2 separate regions of the Mus musculus genome follow, and region 1 is linked to region 2. A link is a loop called in an ENCODE intact Hi-C map of the cell type or tissue named here. Cell type or tissue: left cerebral cortex. All regions are shown on one strand. Links, peaks and the distances in the headings refer to the core of each region. The heading gives the core; the rest is flanking DNA.

Region 1 (10,571 bases), core at 1,813-6,812, 71 kb before region 2:
TATTATGTAATGTGTAAGGACAAAGTCATCTTGCAAACAAGCGTTCCAAACATAAAACATTCCACCTTCTCATCTTCAGAAAATATATAAAGAATAAAATTAAAGAAAAACATGGCATAAGTTCCTATACTCAGAGCAACCTGCTGCCAAGACATGGAAGGAAGCACAAAATGAACACAGTGGATCACAGAACATGATCTCTTAAGTAAATCATTTAAAATTTGAAAGTGAAAATTTGTTTAGTTCTTAGAAAACATGAAATTAATGTTTGTCCCAAGAAAAAACGACTACCTTACCTCTTTAAGCTAAAAGAAAGATTAAAGGTAATTCCAATTTAAAAAACACTATGTTTTGAGAGCAAAGATGTGCTAGCACACATCTGCAGTGCTGTAGAGTATAGAGATAAGGGGATCTTATCTGGACAGCTTTGTCCATGTCCTGGACCTCTTATACAACCTCAGCCCCACTGTGTCAGGAGCCATAATGGGACAAGCAAGCTAAAAACTAGCAGGTGATCATCCTGAAGTGACCTGCCTCGGATTATTATATAATCTTTGACAGGTGAGCCCTCACTAAGCAAGGCTGTGAGGGACTCATTTTAGGTAAGTCTCCTGCTTTTAATATGCTTTTCCTGTTATTAATAAACATATATTACTACCACTAAGTAGCAGCACACCCCTCAGGAGCAGATCTCTGCAGATCCACGGAGATGCACTCTCTTGTAGAGATGCTGTATAGACAAATAGATGACTTAAGTCTTAATGATGATCCTATAATAATTCCTAAAATTATATTTGTGATTATTAAGCTCTTTTATAATGGGACTGCTATTAAGTCCTTTCCTGATAATCAAAATTTCAACGAGAACTCTGTCAGTCCCTCAAATGTCACCAGTTAAATGCTCTTAGATAGTAACCAGACTTTCTCCTACTCAGAGCACATTCCAAGAGGTTGTAAAAAAAAAAGGGGGGGGGAACTAATGATTTATTATAGGAGCTAGGACAGAAGGTAAAATACTGACTGGGTTTATCTATACAGAACTTCACTTATAACTTAGTTATGGTTTTAAGCCTTCTGTGAACCTGTGGAGCTGAGACAAGTGATGGTGTTTAGCCAGATAATCACTCCTCATGGATATGCCTGTGTTGTGCCCACCTCGGCCGGCAAGGAAGACACAACACGGTTGGATTCTTCCCAACAGCCTTTATTGCAGGAACACCTCAATGCTGCTACTGGGACCCCGGGAACCCAGGAAGGTCTGCTTATATACTCTCAGCCCCCATCCACTCAAGGCAGGCCAAGCCACCTCACCAGGCATGCAGCTTCAGCCAATCAGGGCGGCAGGGGCATGCCTCCACCAAATATGGACTTGTTTACACCGCCAGCATTATGGTGCACCTGCGCAGCTCTCATGATGGTCCTGGCTTATTTTCAGGTGTATGAGGAAGTCAGGTGCAAGTCATAAGACTTAGCTGCAGTCCCGGGCCGCTCCTCACATGCCTGTAAACATTCTCTGTTGTAAACTTCTATTTCAGTTTATGATTTAACTTTCTGTGTAAACTTTGATGAACTTTTTAACATGTGATCATGTATGCTGAAAGGTGTTTAAGGGCTGAGGACAAAGAGAAGTGTCAGAACTGGGGGGCGGGGGTGATAGATTAATAAGCCTATTAATTTCTATAAACTATTGTTACCCAAAATCTGTCTTGGATTGTTAATATCTTGTGCACCCTTCCGCTTGTGGGACAGATTGATAATTTCCCTGCAATTCAAGTAGTGGGCTATGCAAGCTCCCTACCTTGATTCCAGGAGTAAGAAGACAAACAGCCTACAGAGGGAGGGAAGCTCAGGCTGAAGTCAAGACCTGGTCAGCACAGGGTTACTGCCCACCTAGGGGAGGAGCAAGCGGCTGAGCAGCGGCAGATGGAGTGGTGGAGCCTCCCTGGGGCTGCGCGGGGAGACAGATGGGTAGGCTATCGGAGAACAGGCACAAATACTACAGAAATACAAATACCTGTAGATCTGGAAAAAGTCAGGCACTGGACTTGAAGCTAGGGCTGAGAACCTCTGCACTGTGTACATTCAGCACACCCTAACCCTAAAGGAGGTGCTCGAGTCACTCAAGACTTACTGGCCAATCAGAGCCTCTAGGCGGACCTGCCAGTCAGAGGGGAAGGCGGGTTTTTCCGGGTACCTTGGGCCGGCTTCACTTAGTAGCTGAGCAGGCTTGAATGGTCCCTTATGCTGTGCTCTCTGTCCTGCCGCTGGATGCTGGGGAGGGTGCTCAGGCAAACTTGGAAGTTGTGACATGGTGAGTACAGGGTCACTGAAAACAATGGGGAGAAGCAGGGGTCTGAGCAGCGCGATCTGCTGCGGTGGGTCTTTCCCGGGACTCATTGGGAATCAGCCAGCGGCCATGTGCGGTGTCCCCTGAGGTCCTAGCCACTCGCGGGACCCAGCTGTAGCCTCTGAATAACTTCACTGTGGGGGCTGCATCTGTGCAGAGCATTTGGCCGGTTTGTAGCGAGATCTTTGGCGTGATCCCAAACTCAGAGAGTCCTAGATTCTACAAATTCTGTTGTTAGCATTTGACATTAAGGTGAACAATCCATTTGGAGTTAACTTTGTGGAGATTGTAAAAGGCATCTCTTGTGCTGGGTAGCAATCCACTATCAAGCTGTGATGTAAAAGAGTAGAATTTATGATGTAAAGGATTTACTAAAGCTTAGCGAATAGTAAGTCACAGCAAGTAGCATTTAGCTGAGGGTGCACTGCCTGTAACACATCCCACAGATAAGTAATATGCTAACCAGGGCAGTTAGAGTTAGGATGCTAGGATACACATGCTTGTTCACCAGGATTGCCCAGAAATATGGCTCCTAACCACAACAAAGGAATCAAACTTGATTTATAGCAAACATCTAGGCCCGTCTCCATATCAAAGAGCAGGCCTCTAACCAGCTGCTCAATGGGGCTTTACAGGATCACAATCTACAGTAAGGCCTGGTGAGCCATAAAGGTTCTGTTTTCTTCTTGAGAAAAGCATAGTTCTGACACATTGGCAAGATGACACATAGTGACAGCCATGTGAAAAGGGGAAAAAGAAAAGAAAAGAGAAGACAAGACTGGTGTATTGAGTGCAAGCCTGATCCAGCTACACTTTCCCTGAGGTCCCCAAGTCTGGAACAGTACAGCTCCTTCTGAAGCCCAGAGCCAGTCACAGCCTGGGCCTAGACCTTGGGAGCTTTCCCTGAGGCCGTGGGTATAGAGAGAAAACAGCGCTCCTTTACTTCGTTTTTTGTTTGTTTTTTTTTTTTTTTTTTTTTGTAGAACATGATTTTAATATTTTCAATTGTTAATATTTTTAAAAGAGAATAATTATTTTAAGATATATTTCACTGTTATATCCTCCTTTTAATTTCTGATTTTATTAGGATACTGTCTCTGTGCCCTCTGGTTAGTCTGGTTTATCTAGTTGATTTTCTCAAAGAAACAGGTCCTGGTTTTGTTGATTCTGTATATAGTTCTTTTTGTTTCTATTTGTTTGATTTCAGCCCTGAGTTTGACTCTTTCCTGACATCTATTCCTCTTGGGTGTATTTGCAGAGTTCCTCCTCTAAATTCAGGAATGTGCTTGGGAGAGCTGGTAATGGTCTGGGGCCAGGGCTTTGGGAGGAGTTGAATCAGATTCTGAGAGCACAAATTCCCACCATATGGGGCTGTGGTTATCAGTTCCAAGGCCACTAAAAGTTTGGTCAGAAATGTTTTTAAGAAACACTGAGTTTTCTCTTGTGCAGAAGTTTTTGATTAGCCTTCTCCTGAGTGTGTCCCATTGTCTGATGTTTCTGTGGAGTTCCTACTTTCTTCATCTTTTTGCTGACTTCAGAGGTGTCTCCCATCTCCTCCCTTTTCCCTCATGTCAATTGTGTACAAGATGGTATTCTTAAGAAGCTGACTTAGCATAAGCCATAGCTTGTGTAAGACCTCCCCACTCCAGCTTTTATACTCTCTACCTTTTCCTTTTCTGATGTTTTTCATCATCTGGAACCTTCCACTTAGGACACTGTCACTAACCTGCTGTGTTAGGGCACTGGTGTCCTTAAGAAATGATCCTGGAATATGCTTGCTGTGTAAATTTCCCATATGTTTTAGTGGCTAGACTTGCAGTCTCCAGTCTGTATTTAAGTTGTTCAAAACTTAACCTGGAACCTGAACCTAAAAGAGACTTAAGGGTGGCAGCATATGTGGAAGGCAAAATCCGTCCTAGTCTGGCTCCTCTTTTAGCCTTAATCAGTGTAGCTGGTCTTTGCTACTTTATGGTTTCTTCTTTTCCCCTCCCTTAATCCCCTTCCGTGACCCCCGCAACTGTTTCACCCCCTAACAGCAGACAGGAGAGAAACAGGGATGGAGGAGAAAGAGATCCTTGAGTCTAGTTTCTGTCCTTGTACTGGATCCCCCAGCAGGAGTCAAACAGTCTCTGATGCCCAGAGCAAGGATTAAAGGTAGGAAAGGCAGAAAGAAGATGCAAAGCCAAGAGTTAGATTTGGGAAGACTGCTGGGAGTACTGCTGCAGCAGCAGCCAGCAGCAACCAGAGCCTTGAGTTTATTTTTGTATTCTTTTTATACCCCACAATACCATAGAAAGCAAAGCTACAAACTTACAGAAACAGTTTCCTGAAACGTAAATAGAATATCTGTTCTTATCCAAAGATACCTCCCTTTAGCCTCAGGTGTACCCCCTTTTATTGTTCCATGCCTCATCAGGCTGGGAAATCTGCCAACAGACCCTGACCCATCTTGACTGCCTGGGTACATAGAAGACTAGGGTCAGTTCTAAGCATAAACATAGGAGTCAAGGAAGAAAAAAGGTGCAAACAAAGTTCCCTTGCTCATTGAATTCAGGTCTTATCAAGATGATCAAGATATGAGAAGGCAGGAGGAACACATTCCTCAGCTGTATTTTTGTTTGTTTGTTTGTTTTGAGCTTACTTCCTTGTCCTAGCCCAGTGTCAAATATTCTTGCAATTTTCCTAAAAGTGATACCAAAAGCTGTCCACACCTGGGAGAGTAGAAGATTCTAATAAAATACACATTTACCATACTAGGGCTCTGTCTGCCCCTGGGGTGGGGTGGAAGGGGAGAGCTGGGAAGGCCTGTGCTGTCTGAGTCATTTCATCTCTACTCCTGCAGTAGGAGAGCTGCTACTGTCTGTCCTCTGGGCAGCCTAGCAATCAGGAGGAGCACAGTGGGAGGTAGTTTGCAGGTTCCTTCCAAATTCTCCTCTGATGCAGTTCATCAGCTAGCTGTGAGGGAGAAAACAAACCATGCCACTGTGATTGTGGCAGCCACCAGGAAGAACAAGTTGGCTAAACAATCAGAGTCCAATCTGATTGGACTGTGATTGACTGGGAACCAGACTGTGGTTCTTTTGGTCCATGTGGTGGCCTGGGCAAAGGGTCTTGGCCTCTGAGCCTGCCTGAGTGTGGGTTCCCTGGGTGGAGGAGGTTCTGCAGCTCTGGGCATAGGAAGCTGGGTTGCCCGGTGTCACACAGGCAGTGCTTTTGGTGTGCAGAAGACAGATTTCAAAACTGAAAATCTGGTTTCTAGAAGTGCTGAACATTGCATTGCAAATTCAGTTTGGTGTGATATATTTTACAAATAGTTTAGAAACTGGTAGAGATGAGGTTATGGGGATCATCAGTCAGTTATATTTGATTAAAATCCGTTTTCCTCTCCACTATCACCAGTCACAATGAATGGAGTGATTCAGAGATATTCAGTTCCAGGGTCCAAAAGGAGTTTCTGAGATGCAGAGGATTTTCAAATGTGCATGGTGGTGTGCAGGTGGGTAGGGCAGAATCTACATCATATGCTATAATCCTCGTGGCAGGAGGCAGACATTAAACTATTCTTCAACCTTGGTTTGTGGGTGGGCTCACTGAGGCTGGGTTTGTGTGAGATCACAAGGGGCATTAGGTGCGGCAGAGCCCTAGCCCAGCTTTCTGATGACCTCCATACAGAGAGAGCTCTAGAGCCTCTGTTTGGAAGTGAGGTCAGTAGTGGCTGGAGGGTCAGAAATGTACCAATTAGGGGTCACTTTGTGTTATTTTTGTGGGAGTTGTGAAGTCTGTGTTTATTCTATTTGTATACACATGCAATCATTGGTAATATTAGTCATGTTCACATGTTTCCTGGCTGAGTTTCCTTAGGTCTTTTGATTGAAGCTTGTCTATAATTTGGGGCTTATGTTCTTGGCTTTTTTCTCTACATCTCATTATTTTTCACAAATGTTGTAAAGTTTTGATTGTTGTAGCTCTGTGATAAGTATGGGTGGACTTTACATTGTGTCAAAATGTGAACTATTTCTCCATAATCCTAGTGACAATTCTGAGGTTTTCACATGGCAGGTAGCTTTGGAATCAGCTTCGCCGTTAGGAGTTTTCTTTAGATTGGTTTGAGTTTATGCTGCAAATTAAACATATCCAACATTCCCCCCCCCTTAAAAAAAAAACAAACATCACCATAATGGTGTTGTTTATAGTTGTAAATGTGTGAAACTTAAACTGGTTTGAAATAATGTACAAAGCCATACACAGAGGACTTTAGCATAGACTTTAGTGACACAGAATACATTTCTAGTATCACATAAATGATACCTCACTAAGTTTAACTTAATTGAGAAAACAAAAAGAGTTCAAATAAAACATTGTCCAGAATTGAACAATGAATATGTATGTGACACAGGATTGTGTATTAGCAATAAATTCTGATAGCAGTATTTTGGGATTTTCCATAGGTATCAACTAAAATTAGTTTAGACCATGTTGTGTTCTAGTTGATATAAAATTGCACATATTTAATGTATGTATCCTGATACATTTGGACATAATACCTACACCCAAGCTACCCCATTCTACGGAGTTCTCATAAATGACAGAATTGCCATGGATCCCAGCAGTCTTCTCAGTATAGTTTCCATGAACTTGAAATTAGTATTATGAATCCTCATGTTCATTGCAGCTGTATTCATGGTAGCCTAAATATGAGAACTACCTCTAGGCTCATTTGTTGAGGAAGAGCTGGGTGCCTCAAGGGGACCTTGTGCTACAGGAATGAAGACAATAGCAATGGTTAAGGACTAAGTACTTGTAAAGACTCACAGTCCGTGCTATATTGGTCCTAGAACGACATGGAATTACAGCTTAAGCATTGTCAACCTATTTCTTTTTCCCATATAATTTTAATCTTTAGTGTACGCTTATTGTCAGGTGGATATGAGAACTTACACCATCATCTCGACCTTGCAGGTAGCAATAGAAAATGAAGGGTGACCAAGCCAGCTCAGTCAGTTAGCAGTATATCAAGGGAGAGTGAGGACGGACAAGAAGACTGCAATTAGACAACACTGTAACATGAGTCCAGCCATTGCTTATGCTGAAGCGGGTTTGTTTGTTTGTTTGTTTGTTTGTTTCATTGGTTGGTTGGTTTTTTTGGTTTTTTCAAGACAGGGTTTCTCTGTGTAGCCCTGGCTGTCCTGGAACTCACTCTGTAGACCAGGCTGGCCTCCAACTCAGAAATCTGCCTGCCTCTGCCTCCCAAGTGCTGGGATTAAAGGCGTGGGCCACTACTGGCCAGCCAGATCTTTGCTTTTAGGGGCTTATCAGGATGACCAAGATAAAGGAATGCCACACAATCCTTGGCTGAGTTTACCTGGAGCTTTGTATTAGCCCAAATGTATATATTCCTTTCTGAGCCTACTTCCATGTCCTAGCTCAATGTCAAATTCCTGCCAAATTCCTACAGAAAGGCAGAAAGAACAGAATCTAGCTGAAGCAATCTCCTCAAAGTGTTTTTCTAATGTTTATTTAGAACATTATGTGCAGAAGAGAAATGAAATATCAAGCTTTCTGTAGCAAGAGTTGTTATAGATGGGAAGCAAACGTGGTATTATAGTATACTGTACAAATGCAGAGAGTGGCTGTATTTGGATGGCATGAGAGCTTTCTGCCTATGAGTCATACTGCATAAAAGAGTAAAAATGAGATTAAGAAACAGACTGACTGTTTTGCTTGAATTTAAATACTGATGATACATTACAATTGAACAATAGTCTTAAATAACTGACTCATCTCTGTGATGTCTCTGCATTAAGTAACTTAGATGGTAACACTTTCATTTTTGCTTTAGAGAATGTGTTTAAATATTTAACAATTTTATACATTGCTTTTTATTTTTAATTGTACAAAATTGCTACATTATTATAATTAATGCAGGAGTTTTGTACAACATCACATATTTATTTTTATTGACTAGTTATTTAAACATTGTTCTTTCTTAACAACAATCAAGCTTATTCGTTTGAAATGAAGTGAGAAGCATTGTAATTCCACATTTCAAACTAGTGAAAGCTAACACAAGAAAATGACTCATTTTGTTTCCTACTTGATATATATTTCATATTAAGAGCAAAACTTCTGATTTCACAGATATAGACTGGGCCCAAGATGAGCTCATCATGAACTCCTATGTTGCAGGGTATTTGATCACATTGTGAACCAGAGACCCTCCAATTTACTCAGGGGTGAGCGGTTTTGTGGGGGGAGGGAAGGTGTTTCTAATTGTGGTGTGGCTCAGCCCTTAGTACACATGTTTGCTAAAATGAAGATAAAGTTCGTTTTAGAAGGAAGCACTCGGGGCTGGTGAGATGGCTCAGTGGGTAAGAGCACCCGACTGCTCTTCCAAAGGTCCGGAGTTCAAATCCCAGCAACCACATGGTGGCTCACAACCATCCGTAACGAGATCTGACTCCCTCTTCTGGAGTGTCTGAAGACAGCTACCGTGTACTTACATATAATAAATAAATCTTTAAAAAAAAAAAAAAAAAAAGAAGGAAGCACTCATGTTTGAAAGCAGTGTCTAATTGAGTGGCTGACAAAATGATGAATCAGGGAAGGATCTGACAGAATAGGATATGCTCAACTCTCCAGAGAAGAGAGAGGGAAGAGAGGTAACATAAGAGGAAACAGCTCAGAGGGTGAGAGGAGGAGGCAGTTTTACCTGGAGAGTTTTACAGAGACAGGCTAAAGCTAGACACAAGTGAAGAAAGGAGGAGCCCGAGAATTAGAATGTGCCAGGAGATGAGAACAGATTGCTAGAGTTCATTTGAGGCCAAGTACAGCAATTCAGTCAGAAGTGAAAAAACCCCGTTTGAATAGGTTAGCATGCAAAGGAGTATGAGTCAGAACAGCTTAGTTGATCAACCAGTCAAAATTCAGAAAGAAAGGGTGATTTTATTCAGCAGTTAAGTCTCAGATGCCCAAAATATTCTACCTAGATAAGATTGTACACAAGCTAAAGGCTTCCAGGACTAGGTCAACATTATGATAAGAAAGAAGTAAGCCTCCAAGATGATATTTTTACACTATTATGTGATGGTCACTGTCTACGAAATCAAAACGAGAACTGTATCTGTCACAATCATACTGTCCCTGTCTTCACTATTTAGCTCTCCTTTGTTGATTATTGCTTCCCTTTTTTGCTTTTTCATTTAAGCAATATTATATTAATTTTTAAATTGAAGATAGATTTCCTTCCTACACTCTTTGCAGCTACCCCCTCCCACTTCACCTATCCACCTCTCCCCTAGATCCAACACCCCCTTGCCCTGTGTCCTCTTCAAAAAGGAGCAGACCTCCAAGAGAGGACAGCCTAACAGGACAAAACAAGATAGAAAAAGACAAGGTGAAAGCCTTCGTATTGGACAAGGCAACCTGATAGGAGGAAAAGTCTCAAGATCAAGCTAAAGAATCAGAGTTACACCTGCTCCCACTGTTAGGAGTCCCATAAAGACACCAAGCCAACAGCCATAACATGTCAGCAGAGGACTTGACACAGACCCATGCTGTCTCTATGCTTGCCATTTAAGTCTCTGTAACATCCTAAAATCCAGTCAGTGTTAGTCATGGGTTCCCTCTCATGTCAAGCATCTCAAGCTAAAACAAACATTGGTTGGCCACTCAAACAAGTTTGTTATCATCATGCCCCAGCACATCATGCAAGAAGGACCAATTGTAGGGATGTGTGTGTGTGTGTGTCTGTCTGTCTGTCTGTCTGTCCATCCATCCAGGTTTCTGTTTCTGTAGCCTGTAGAGTATCTTTTCTCAAAGAGACTAGAACATAGGGATGAAGGCTCCAAGCCTGTGCCACCAGCTTGATTTCTGCATTCAGTGAACTGTGTAGAATTTGTCCTCGTTGATGGGGCCCTGCTATCAGTTATCTGAGATCACAGTTTTGTCCTAGCATCAGCATGGGTTGTTTAAGGATCTCCAGGGAACCACCTTGGCCAACACCAAAACCAAATGTAACCCATTCCCAACACTGAATCCCTGGCTGGCTACAAAGGATGGTCAGTTCAGACTCCATATTCTCCACTACTTCGAGACTTCCTTAGGGTCACCCTATAGCATCCAGGAAGTTGCTATTATATTGGGTCGTTACGCTAGCCCCCAAATGACCCCTAATCCAGCTGTTCCTCCCTGTATTGTACTTTACCCCTGCATCCCCCCAACTAGT
Region 2 (10,571 bases), core at 2,230-7,229:
TCATGAGTTAAGGGTAATTTCCTCTGTTTTTTAAAACAATGTATTCCATGTGTGAGGGGAGATGCTGTGGGTCAGTGTCTGCTGTGCTGCATGGAACATCTGGCCAACAGGACCCCAGGCTTGCACAAGCTCTGCACTGCCCCAGTCCCAGCCAACTGACCTTCTCAAGCTTAAGTGAAAAAAGTAGTGCACAACACATATAACAAATGTGCCTTCGAGATAAATGAGGAGACTTTTTATATAATCACAGTATGGAAAAGGAATGATGAAGACCTCTATAGGATTTACAATTGAGTGAAAGGAGCTAATATGCTTTCTATGTAAATATCATAAGGCAAATATAATGACCACAAAATTGGATCTTAGGCATATATCTAAGCCTCATACACCAAAAGGGCTATGGTTCCTATAAATCAAAGGTATAAATCATCTGACTTTAAGAACAGTTTATGATTTTAATGGATTTTTTTAAATTTTTCTTTTTCATTTACTTTTCTTTAACATTGTTTGTGTAGGTGATCAACAACTGTCCTTTAGGGGTTTTTTGTTTGTTTGGTTGGTTGGTTTTTTTTTTTTGTTTTTTTTTGTTTTTTTACTTTTTTAAAGATTTATTTAATATTATATCTAAGTAGCTATCTTCAGATGCACCAGAAGAGGATGTCAGATCTCATTACGTACCTCACAACTTGCTAAGTAAGCATCTTTGAGCTGAGACAATGAGCCAGTTAAATATTGGAAATACACCAAACAAGGACTGGTCTATTTAACCTACATCAACCAATTTCCTGGTGGTTTTAAGCCACCATGTGGTTGCTGGGATTTGAACTCAGGACCTTCGGGAGAGCAGTGGGTGCTCTTAACCACTGAGCCATCTCTCCAGCCCTGGAAATTTTTTTATTAGCTATTTTCTTCATTTACATTTCAAATGCTATTACGAATGTCCCCTATACCCTCCTCCCCCATCCCCTGCCATGCTCCCCAACCCACCCACTGTGCTTCCTGGCCCTGGCACTCCCCTTAATGGGGCATATGATCTTCGCAAGACCAAGGGCCTCTCCTCCCATTGATGGCTGACTAGGCCATCCTCTGCTACATATGCAACTAGAGACACAGCTCTGAGGGGTTCTGCTTAGTTCATATTGTTGTTCCTCCTATAGAGTTGCAGACCCATTTAGCTCCTTGGGTACTTTCTCTAGCCCCTTCATTAGGGGCCCTTTGTTCCATCCAATAGATGACTGTGAGCATCCACTTCTGTATTTGCCAGGCACTGGCATAGCCTCACAAGAGATAGCTATATCAGGGTCCTGTCAGAAATCTTTCTGGCATATTTAATGGAAATTCTTACATCCCTAGCTGAGTGGCTCCTCTGGCTTTTCTGTCTTTGATGTTCTTATTTACATATTTCAGGATTCTGTGTAATCTTGCATTTTAAGTATAAGTTGTATTTACAATTTTTTAATTTTTAATACTATTTATTTATTTTATTTATATGAACACTGTAGCTGTCTTCAGACACATACCAGAAGAGGGCATCAGGTCCCATTACAGATGGCTTTGAGCCACCATGTGGTTGCTAGAATAAAACTCAGGACTTGGAAGAGCAGTCAGGCCTCTGGGTACCTAAATTTCATATTACCAACTGAAAGTATCCTTCACCACTTGCTGAACCTTATCCTGTCTGCTGCTGTTTCCATGCTAGTAAATAGCAGGTGGTGAGCTGCATTGAGACCCTGAGAGGGAAGGACTCCAACCCTCTTTCAAAGCACTGACATGCACTAAATTCTGTCTTTAATGTGTGTCTCTTTCTGGAGAAAACAGATTCCTTTATGACATTAGTATTCATACAAGAGCATTTTGCTTATTTTATTGCACTATGGAAAACCAGTAAAGGTCACTATCTCATGTGGACAATAGATCATGTTATAATGTAACTTGGTGCAGATAGCCTACCTGTATGCAGGATACTGTCGTAGGTATTTTTCTATTTGATGGTGTTTAATGATTTAGGTTCTCAATAACTTAGGCTTGCCTACTAGCTATTTACTGACAAACAGAAAAAAAGGGGGCTTAAATGTACTGTTAGGGCTCAAAATTTTTAGGTAGGGTAAGGAAATTTCTTTTACATAAGGCATCCTTTGTGATATTAAAAGTCACAAAGTTCTCTTTTTTGCAAATTTTAACAAATATATGATGGTTGTAATCAGCACTGTAACCAATACTATATTGAGGATGTTGGTTTACATTCTTCTACTCTAGACAAAGTAAAATCTTTTCATTTCTTATCTATAGCTAATGATGGAGTGGGGAGCAGTGTATATATGAAGATATTTAATTGATAAAAATTAAGTAGTTGCTCATTTTTCTTCATCCATATTATGTAATGTGTAAGGACAAAGTCATCTTGCAAACAAGCATTCCAAACATAAAACATTCCACCTTCTCATCTTCAGAAAATATATAAAGAATAAAATTAAAGAAAAACATGGCATAAGTTCCTATACTCAGAGCAACCTGCTGCCAAGACATGGAAGGAAGCACAAAATGAACACAGTGGATCACAGAACATGACCTCTTAAGTAAATCATTTAAAATTTGAAAGTGAAAATTTGTTTAGTTCTTAGAAAACATGAAATTAATGTTTGTCCCAAGAAAAAACGACTACCTTACCTCTTTAAGCTAAATGAAAGATTAAAGGTAATTCCAATTTAAAAAACACTATGTTTTGAGAGCAAAGATGTGCTAGCACACATCTGCAGTGCTGTAGAGTGTATAGATAAGGGGATCTTATCTGGACAGCTTTGTGCATGTCCTGGACCTCTTATACAACCTCAGCCCCACTGTGTCAGGAGCCATAATGGGACAAGCTAAAAACTAGCAGGTGATCATCCTGAAGTGTCCTGCCTCGGATTATTATATAATCTTTGACAGGTGAGCCCTCACTAAGCAAGGCTGTGAGGGACTCATTTTAGGAAAGTCTCCTGCTATTAATATGCTTTCCCTGTTATTAATAAACATATATAACTACCACTAAGTAGCAGCACACCCCTCTGGAGCAGATCTCTGCAGATCCACGGAGATGCACTCTCTTGTAGAGATGCTATATAGACAAATAGATGACTAAAGTCTTAATGATGATCCTATAATAATTCCTAAAATTATATTTGTGATTATTAAGCTCTTTTATAATGGGACTGCTATTAAGTCCTTTCCTGATAATCAAAGTTTCAACGAGAACTCTGCCAGTCCCTCAAATGTCACCAGTTAAATGCTCTTAGATAGTAACCAGACTTTCTCCTACTCAGAGCACATTCCAAGAGGTTGTTAAAAAAAAAAAAAAATGACCAAAGGGAACTAATGATTTATTATAGGAGCTAGGACAGAAGGTAAAATACTGACTGGGTTTATCTATACAGAACTTCACTTATAACTTAGTTATGGTTTTAAGCCTTCTGTGAACCTGTGGATCTGAGACAAGTGATGGATGTTTAGCCAGATAATCACTCCTAATGGATATGCCTGTGTTGTGCCCACCTCGGCCGGCAAGGAAGACACAACACGGTTGGATTCTTCCCAACAGCCTTTATTGCAGGAACACCTCGATGCTGCTAAGGGGACCTTGGGAACCCAGGGAGGTCTGCTTATATACTCTCAGCCCCCATCCACTCAAGGCAGGCCAAGCCACCTCACCAGGCATGCAGCTTCAGCCAATGGGGGCAGCAGGGGCACGCCTCCACCAAATATGGACTTGTTTACACCGCCAGCATTATGGTGCACCTGCTCTCACGATGGTCGATGGTCATGGCTTATTTTCAGGTGTATGAGGAAGTCAGGTGCAAGTCATAAGACTTAGCTGCAGTCCCGGGCCGCTCCTCACATGCCTGTAAACATTCTCTGTTGTAAACTTCTATTTCAGTTTATGATTTAATTTTCTGTGTAAACTTTTGATGAACTTTTTAACAAGTGATCATGTATGCTGAAAGATGTTTAGGGGCTGAGGACAAAGCGAAGTGTCAGAACTGGGGGGCGCGGGTGATAAATTAGTAAGCCTATTAATTTCTATAAACTATTGTTACCCAAAATCTGTCTTGGATTGTTAGTATCTTGTGCACCCTTCCGCTTATGGGACAGATTGATAACTCCCCTGCAAGTTGAGTAATGGGCTATGCAAGCTCCCTACCTTGATTCCAGGAGTAAGAAGGCAAACAGCCTACAGAGGGAGGGAAGCTCAGGCTGAAGTCAAGACCTGGTGATCACAGGGTTACTGCCCACCTAGGGGAGAAGCAAGCGGCTGAGCAGCGGCAGGTGGAGTAGTGGAGCCTCCCTGGGGCTGCGCGGGGAGACAGATGGGTAGGCTATCGGAGGACAGGCACAAATACTACAGAAATACAAATCCCTGTAGATCTGGAAAAAGTCAGGCACTGGACTTGAAGCTAGGGCTGAGAACCTCTGCACTGTGTACATTCAGCACACCCTAACCCTAAAGGAGGTGCTCGAGTCACTCAAGACTTACTGGCCAATCAGAGCCTCTACGCGGACCTGCCAGTCAGAGGGGAAGGCGGGTTTTCCGGATACCTTGGGCCGGTTTCCCTTAGTAGCTGAGCAGGCTTGAATGGTCCCTTATGCTGTGCTCTCTGTCCTGCCGCTGGATGCTGTGGAGGGTGCTCAGGCAAGCTTGGAAGTTGTGACATGGTGGTGAGTACAGGGTCACTGAAAACAATGGGGAGAAGCAGGGGTCTGAGCAGCGCGATCTGCTGCGGTGGGTCTTTCCCGGGACTCATTGGGAATCAGCGGCCATGTGCGGTGTCCCCTGAGGTCCTAGCCACTCGCGGGACCCAGCTGTAGCCTCTGAATAACTTCACTGTGGGGGCTGCATCTGTGCAGAGCATTTGGCCGGTGTGTAGCGAGATCTTTGGCGTTATTCCAAACTCAGAGAGTCCTAGATTCTACAAATTCTGTTGTTAGCATTTGACATTAAGGTGGACAATCCATTTGGAGTTAACTTTGTGGAGATTGTAAAAGGCATCTCTTGTGCTGGGTAGCAATCCACTATCAAGCTGTGATGTAAAAGAGTAGAATTTATGATGTAAAGGATTTACTAAAGCTTAGCGAATAGTAAGTCACAGCAAGTAGAATTTAGCTGAGGGTGCACTGCCTGTAACATATCCCACAGATAAGTAATGTGCTAACCAGGGCAGTTAGAGTTTAGGATGCTATAATACATATGCACCAGGATTGCCCAGAAATATGGCTCCTAACCACAACAAAGGAATCAAACTTGATTTACAGTAAGCATCTAGGCCCGTCTCCATATCAAAGAGCAGGCCTCTAACCAGCTGCTCAATGGGGCATTACAGGATCACAATCTACAGTAAGGCCTGGTGTGCCTTACTTTTCTTCTTACTTTTCTTACTTTTTTTCTTTTCTTCTTGAGAAAAGCGTAGTTCTGACACATTGGCAAGATGACACATAGTGACAGCCATGTGAAAAGGGAAAAAAGAAAAGAAAAGACAAGAGAAGACAAGACTGTTTTATTGAGTGCAAGCCTGATCCAGCTACAGTTTCCCTGAGGTCCCCATGTCTGGAGCAGGACACAGCTCCTTCTGAAACCCAGAGCCAGTCACAGCCTGGGCCTAGTCCTTGGGAGCTTTCCCTGAGGCCATGGGTATAGAGAGAAAACAGGGCTCCTTTACTTTGTTTTTTTTGTTTTTGTTTTGTAGAAAATGATTTTAATATTTTCAATTGTTAACATTTTTAAAAGAGAATAATTATTTTAAGATATATTTCACTGTTATATCCTCCTTTTCATTTCTGATTTTATTTTTCTGATTTTATTAATTAGGATACTGTCTCTGTGCCCTCTGGTTAGTCTGGTTTTTCTAGTTGATTTTCTCAAAGAAACAGGTCCTGGTTTTGTTGATTCTGTATAGAGTTCTTTTTGTTTCTATTTGTTTGATTTCAGCCCCGAGTCTGATTCTTTCCTGACATCTCCTACTCTTGGGTGCATTTGCAGAGCTCCTTCTCTAAATTCAGGAATGTGCTTGGGAGCTGGGAATGGTCTGGGGCAGGGCCTTTGGGAGGGGTTGAATCAGATACTGAGAGCACAACTTCCCACCATATGGGGCTGTGGTTATCAGTTCCAAGGCCACTAGAAGTTTGGTCAGAAATGTTTTTGAGATACACTGAGTTGTCCCTTGTGCAGCAGTGTTTGATTAGCCTTCTCCTGAGTGTGTCCCATTGTCTGATGTTTCTGTGGACTTCCTACTTTCTTCATCTTTCTGCTGACTTCAGAGGTGTCTCCCATCTCCTTCCCTTTCCCTCATGTCAATCGTGTACAAGATGGTATTCTTAAGAAGCTGACTTAGCATAAGCCATAGCTTGTGTAAGACCTCCCCACCCCAGCTTTTATACTCTCTACCTTTTCCTTTTCTGATGTTTTTCATCATCTGGAACCTTCCACTTAGGACACTGTCACTAACCTGCTGTGGTAGGGCACTGGTGTCCTTAAGAAATGATCCCGGAATATGCTTGCTGTGCAAATTTCCCATATGTTTTAGTGGCTAGACTTGCAGTCTCCAGTCTGTATTTAAGTTGTTCAAAACTTAACCTGGAACCTGAACCTAAAAGAGACTTAAGGGTGGCAGCATATGTGGAATGCAAAATCCATCCTAGTCTGGCTCCTCTTTAGCCTTAATCACTGTAGCTGGTCTTTGCTACTTTATGGTTTCTTCTTTTTCCTCTCTTTAAAAAAACAAACAAACAAATATCACCATAATGGTGTTGTTTATAGTTGTAAATGTGTGAAACTTAAACTGGTTTGAAATAATGTACAAAGCCATAGACAGAGGACTTTAGCATAGACTTTAGTGACACAGAATACATTTCTAGTATCACATAAATGATACCTCACTAAGTTTAACTTAATTGAGAAAACAAAAAGAGTTCAAATAAAACATTGTCCAGAATTGAACAATGATATGTATGTGACACAGGATTGTGTATTAGCAATAAATTCTGATAGCAGTATTTTGGGATTTTTCCATAGGTATCAACTAAAATTAGTTTAGACCATGTTGTGTTCTAGTTGATATAAAATTGCACATATTTAATGTATGTATTCTGATATATTTGGCATAATACCTACACCCAAGCAACCCCATTCTACGGAGTTCTCATAAATGACAGAATTGCCATGGATCCCAGCAGTCTTCTCAATATAGTTTCCATGAACTTGAAATTAGTATTATGAATCCTCATGTTCATTGCAGTTGTATTCATGGTAGCCTAAATATGAGAATTACCTCTAGGCTCATTTGTTGAGGAATAGCTGGGTGCCTCAAGGGGACCTTGTGCTAAAGGAATGAAGACAATAGCAATGGTTAAGGACTAAGTACTTGTAAAGACTCTCAGTCCATGCTATATTGGTCCTAGAAGGACATGGAATTACAGCTTAAGCATTCTCAACCTATTTCTTTTCCCATATAATTTTAATCTTTATTGTATGCTTATTGTCAGGTGGGTATGAGAACTTACACCATCATCTCTACCTTGCAGGTAGCAATAGAAAATGAAGGGTGACCAAGCCAGCTCAGTCAGTTAGCAGTATATCAAGGGAGAGTGAGGACGGACAAGAAGACTGCAATTAGACAACACTGTAACATGAGTCCAGCCATTGCTTAGGCTGAGGCGGGTTTGTTTGTTTGTTTTTGTTTCATTGGTTGGTTGGTTTTTTTTGTTTTTTCAAGACAGGGTTTCCCTGTTTAGCTCTGGCTGTCCTGGAACTCACTTTGTAGACCAGGCTGGCCTCGAACTCAGAGTCCATCTGCCTCCCAAGTGGCATTAAAGTGGGATTAAAGGCTTGTGCCACCACCACCCTGGGGGTTTGTTTTTCTAAAGCCTGCTTTAATACCATTTTAAATACATACAAATAATAAGGTCAGTTCTAGGTCAAGGACAGAACAAGACAATAAGCGAATCCAGGGATCCTTGCTTCTTTTCTTTTTCTTTTTCTTTTTCTTTTTCTTTTTTTTTGGGGGGGGGGTGGCGGGGTTGGGGGTTTTTGTTGTTGTTGTTTTGTTTGTTTGTTTTCAAGACAGGGTTTCTCTGTGTAGCCCTGGCTATCCTGGAACTCACTCTGTAGACCAGGCTGGCCTCCAACTCAGAAATCTGCCTGCCTCTGCCTCCCAAGTGCTGGGATTAAAGGCGTGGGCCACTACTGGCCAGCCAGATCTTTGCTTTTAGGGGCTTATCAGGATGACCAAGATAAAGGAATGCCACACAATCCTTGGCTGAGTTTACCTGGAGCTTTGTATTAGCCCAAATGTATATATTCCTTTCTGAGCCTACTTCCATGTCCTAGCTCAATGTCAAATTCCTGCCAAATTCCTACAGAAAGGCAGAAAGAACAGAATCTAGCTGAAGCAATCTCCTCAAAGTGTTTTTCTAATGTTTATTTAGAACATTATGTGCAGAAGAGAAATGAAATATCAAGCTTTCTGTAGCAAGAGTTGTTATAGATGGGAAGCAAATGTGGTATTATAGTATACTGTACAAATGCAGAGAGTGGCTGTATTTGGATGGCATGAGAGCTTTCTGCCTATGAGTCATACTGCATGAAAAAGTAAAAATGAGATTAAGAAACAGACTGACTGTTTTGCTTGAATTTAAATAGTGATGATACATTACAATTGAACAATAGTCTTAAATAACTGACTCATCTCTGTGATGTCTCTGCATTAAGTAACTTAGATGGTAACACTTTCATTTTTGCTTTAGAGAATGTGTTTAAATATTTAACAATTTTATACATTGCTTTTTATTTTTAATTGTACAAAATTGCTACATTATTATAATTAATGCAGGAGTTTTGTACAACATCACATATTTATTTTTATTGACTAGTTATTTAAACATTGTTCTTTCTTAACAACAATCAAGCTTATTCGTTTGAAATGAAGTGAGAAGCATTGTAATTCCACATTTCAAACTAGTGAAAGCTAACACAAGAAAATGACTCATTTTGTTTCCTACTTGATATATATTTCATATTAAGAGCAAAACTTCTGATTTCACAGATATAGACTGGGCCCAAGATGAGCTCATCATGAACTCCTGTGTTGCAGGGTATTTGATCACATTGTGAACCAGAGACCCTCCAATTTCCTCAGGGGTGAGGGGTTTGGGGGGGGGGGGGAAGGTGTTTCTAATTGTGGTGTGGCTCAGCCCTTATTCAGCAGTTAAGCCTCAGATGCCCAAAATATTCTACCTAGATAAGATTGTACACAAGCTAAAGGCTTCCAGGACTAGGTCAACATTATGATAAGAAAGAAGTAAGCCTCCAAGATGATATTTTTACACTATTATGTGATGGTCACTGTCTACGAAATCAAAACGAGAACTGTATCTGTCACAATCATACTGTCCCTGTCTTCACTATTTTGCTCTTCTTTGTTGATTATTGCTTCCCTTTTTTGCTTTTTCATTTAAGCAATATTATATTAATTTTTAAATTGAAGATAGATTTCCTTCCTACACTCTTTGCAGCTACCCCCTCCCACTTCACCTATCCACCTCTCCCCTAGATCCAACACCCCCTTGCCCTGTGTCCTCTTCAAAAAGGAGCAGACCTCCAAGAGAGGACAGCCTAACAGGGCAGAACAAGATAGAAAAAGACAAGGTGAAAGCCTTCGTATTGGACAAGGCAACCTGATAGGAGGAAAAGTCTCAAGATCAAGCTAAAGAATCAGAGTTACACCTGCTCCCACTGTTAGGAGTCCCATAAAGACACCAAGCTAACAACCATAACATGTCAGCAGAGGACCTGACACAGACCCATGCTGTCTCTATGCTTGCCATTTAAGTCTCTGTAACATCCTAAAATCCAGTCAGTGTTAGTCATGGGTTCCCTCTCAGGTCAAGGGTCTCAAGCTAAACCAAACATTGGTTGGCCACTCAAACAAGTTTGTTATCATCATGCCCCAGCACATCATGCAAGAAGGACCAATTGTAGGGATGTGTGTGTGTGTGTGTGTGTCTGTCTGTCTGTCTGTCTGTCCATCCAGGTTTCTGTTTCTGTAGCCTGTAAAGTATCTTCTCAAAGAGACTAGAACATAGGGATGAAGGCTCCAAGCCTGTACCACCAGCTTGATTTCTGCATTCAGTGAACTGTGTAGAATTTGTCCTCGTTGATGGGGCCCTGCTGTCAGTTATCTGAGATCACAGTTTTGTCCTAGCATCAGGATGGGTTGTTTAAGGATCTCCAGGGAACCACCTTGGCCAACACCAAAACCAAATGTAACCCATTCCCAACACTGAATCCCTGGCTGGCTACAAAGGATGGTCAGTTCAGACTCCATATTCTCCACTACTTGGAGACTTCCTTAGGGTCACCCTATAGCATCCAGGAAGTTGCTATTATATTGGGTCGTTACGCTAGCCCCCAAATGACCCCTAATCCAGCTGTTCCTCCCTGCATTGTACTTTACCCCTGCATCCCCCCAACTAGTCCCTCCCACTCCTGTTCCCATCAAACCCCAGTCTACTCACAGAAACTACTCTATTTCCCTTTAGAAGGA

What was found. Peaks named below come from ENCODE experiments on the same cell type or tissue, not always from the same donor. Only the 100,000 strongest peaks of a DNase experiment are listed, where the experiment ranks them.
Region 1: a loop joins it to region 2, with 14 times the contacts of the local background. A loop is called at or near these places in 27 of 42 quality-filtered maps.

The regions. Positions count from the first base shown.
Region 1 is chr5:109,921,456-109,932,026 of GRCm38, forward strand. It overlaps LOC115490200, which reads left to right and starts at 1,998. Exons shown (of 2, transcript XM_030255019.1): 1 at 1,998-2,311. The coding sequence starts at 2,232. Gm26808 (predicted gene, 26808) reads right to left here and starts at 2,189. Exons shown (of 3, transcript NR_166631.1): 1 at 2,015-2,189; 2 at 1,799-1,890; 3 at 1,189-1,500. In left cerebral cortex, for the core only: a CTCF peak has its summit at 1,953; DNase peaks (open chromatin) are centred at 2,136, 2,761, 4,848 and 5,167; H3K4me3 peaks cover 1,295 bases; H3K27ac peaks cover 341 bases.
Region 2 is chr5:109,991,942-110,002,512 of GRCm38, forward strand. Zfp932 (zinc finger protein 932) reads left to right here and starts at 4,586. Exons shown (of 4, transcript NM_145563.2): 1 at 4,586-4,692. The coding sequence starts at 4,687. In left cerebral cortex, for the core only: no CTCF peak of the experiment used is centred there; a DNase peak (open chromatin) is centred at 4,557; H3K4me3 peaks cover 1,363 bases; H3K27ac peaks cover 628 bases.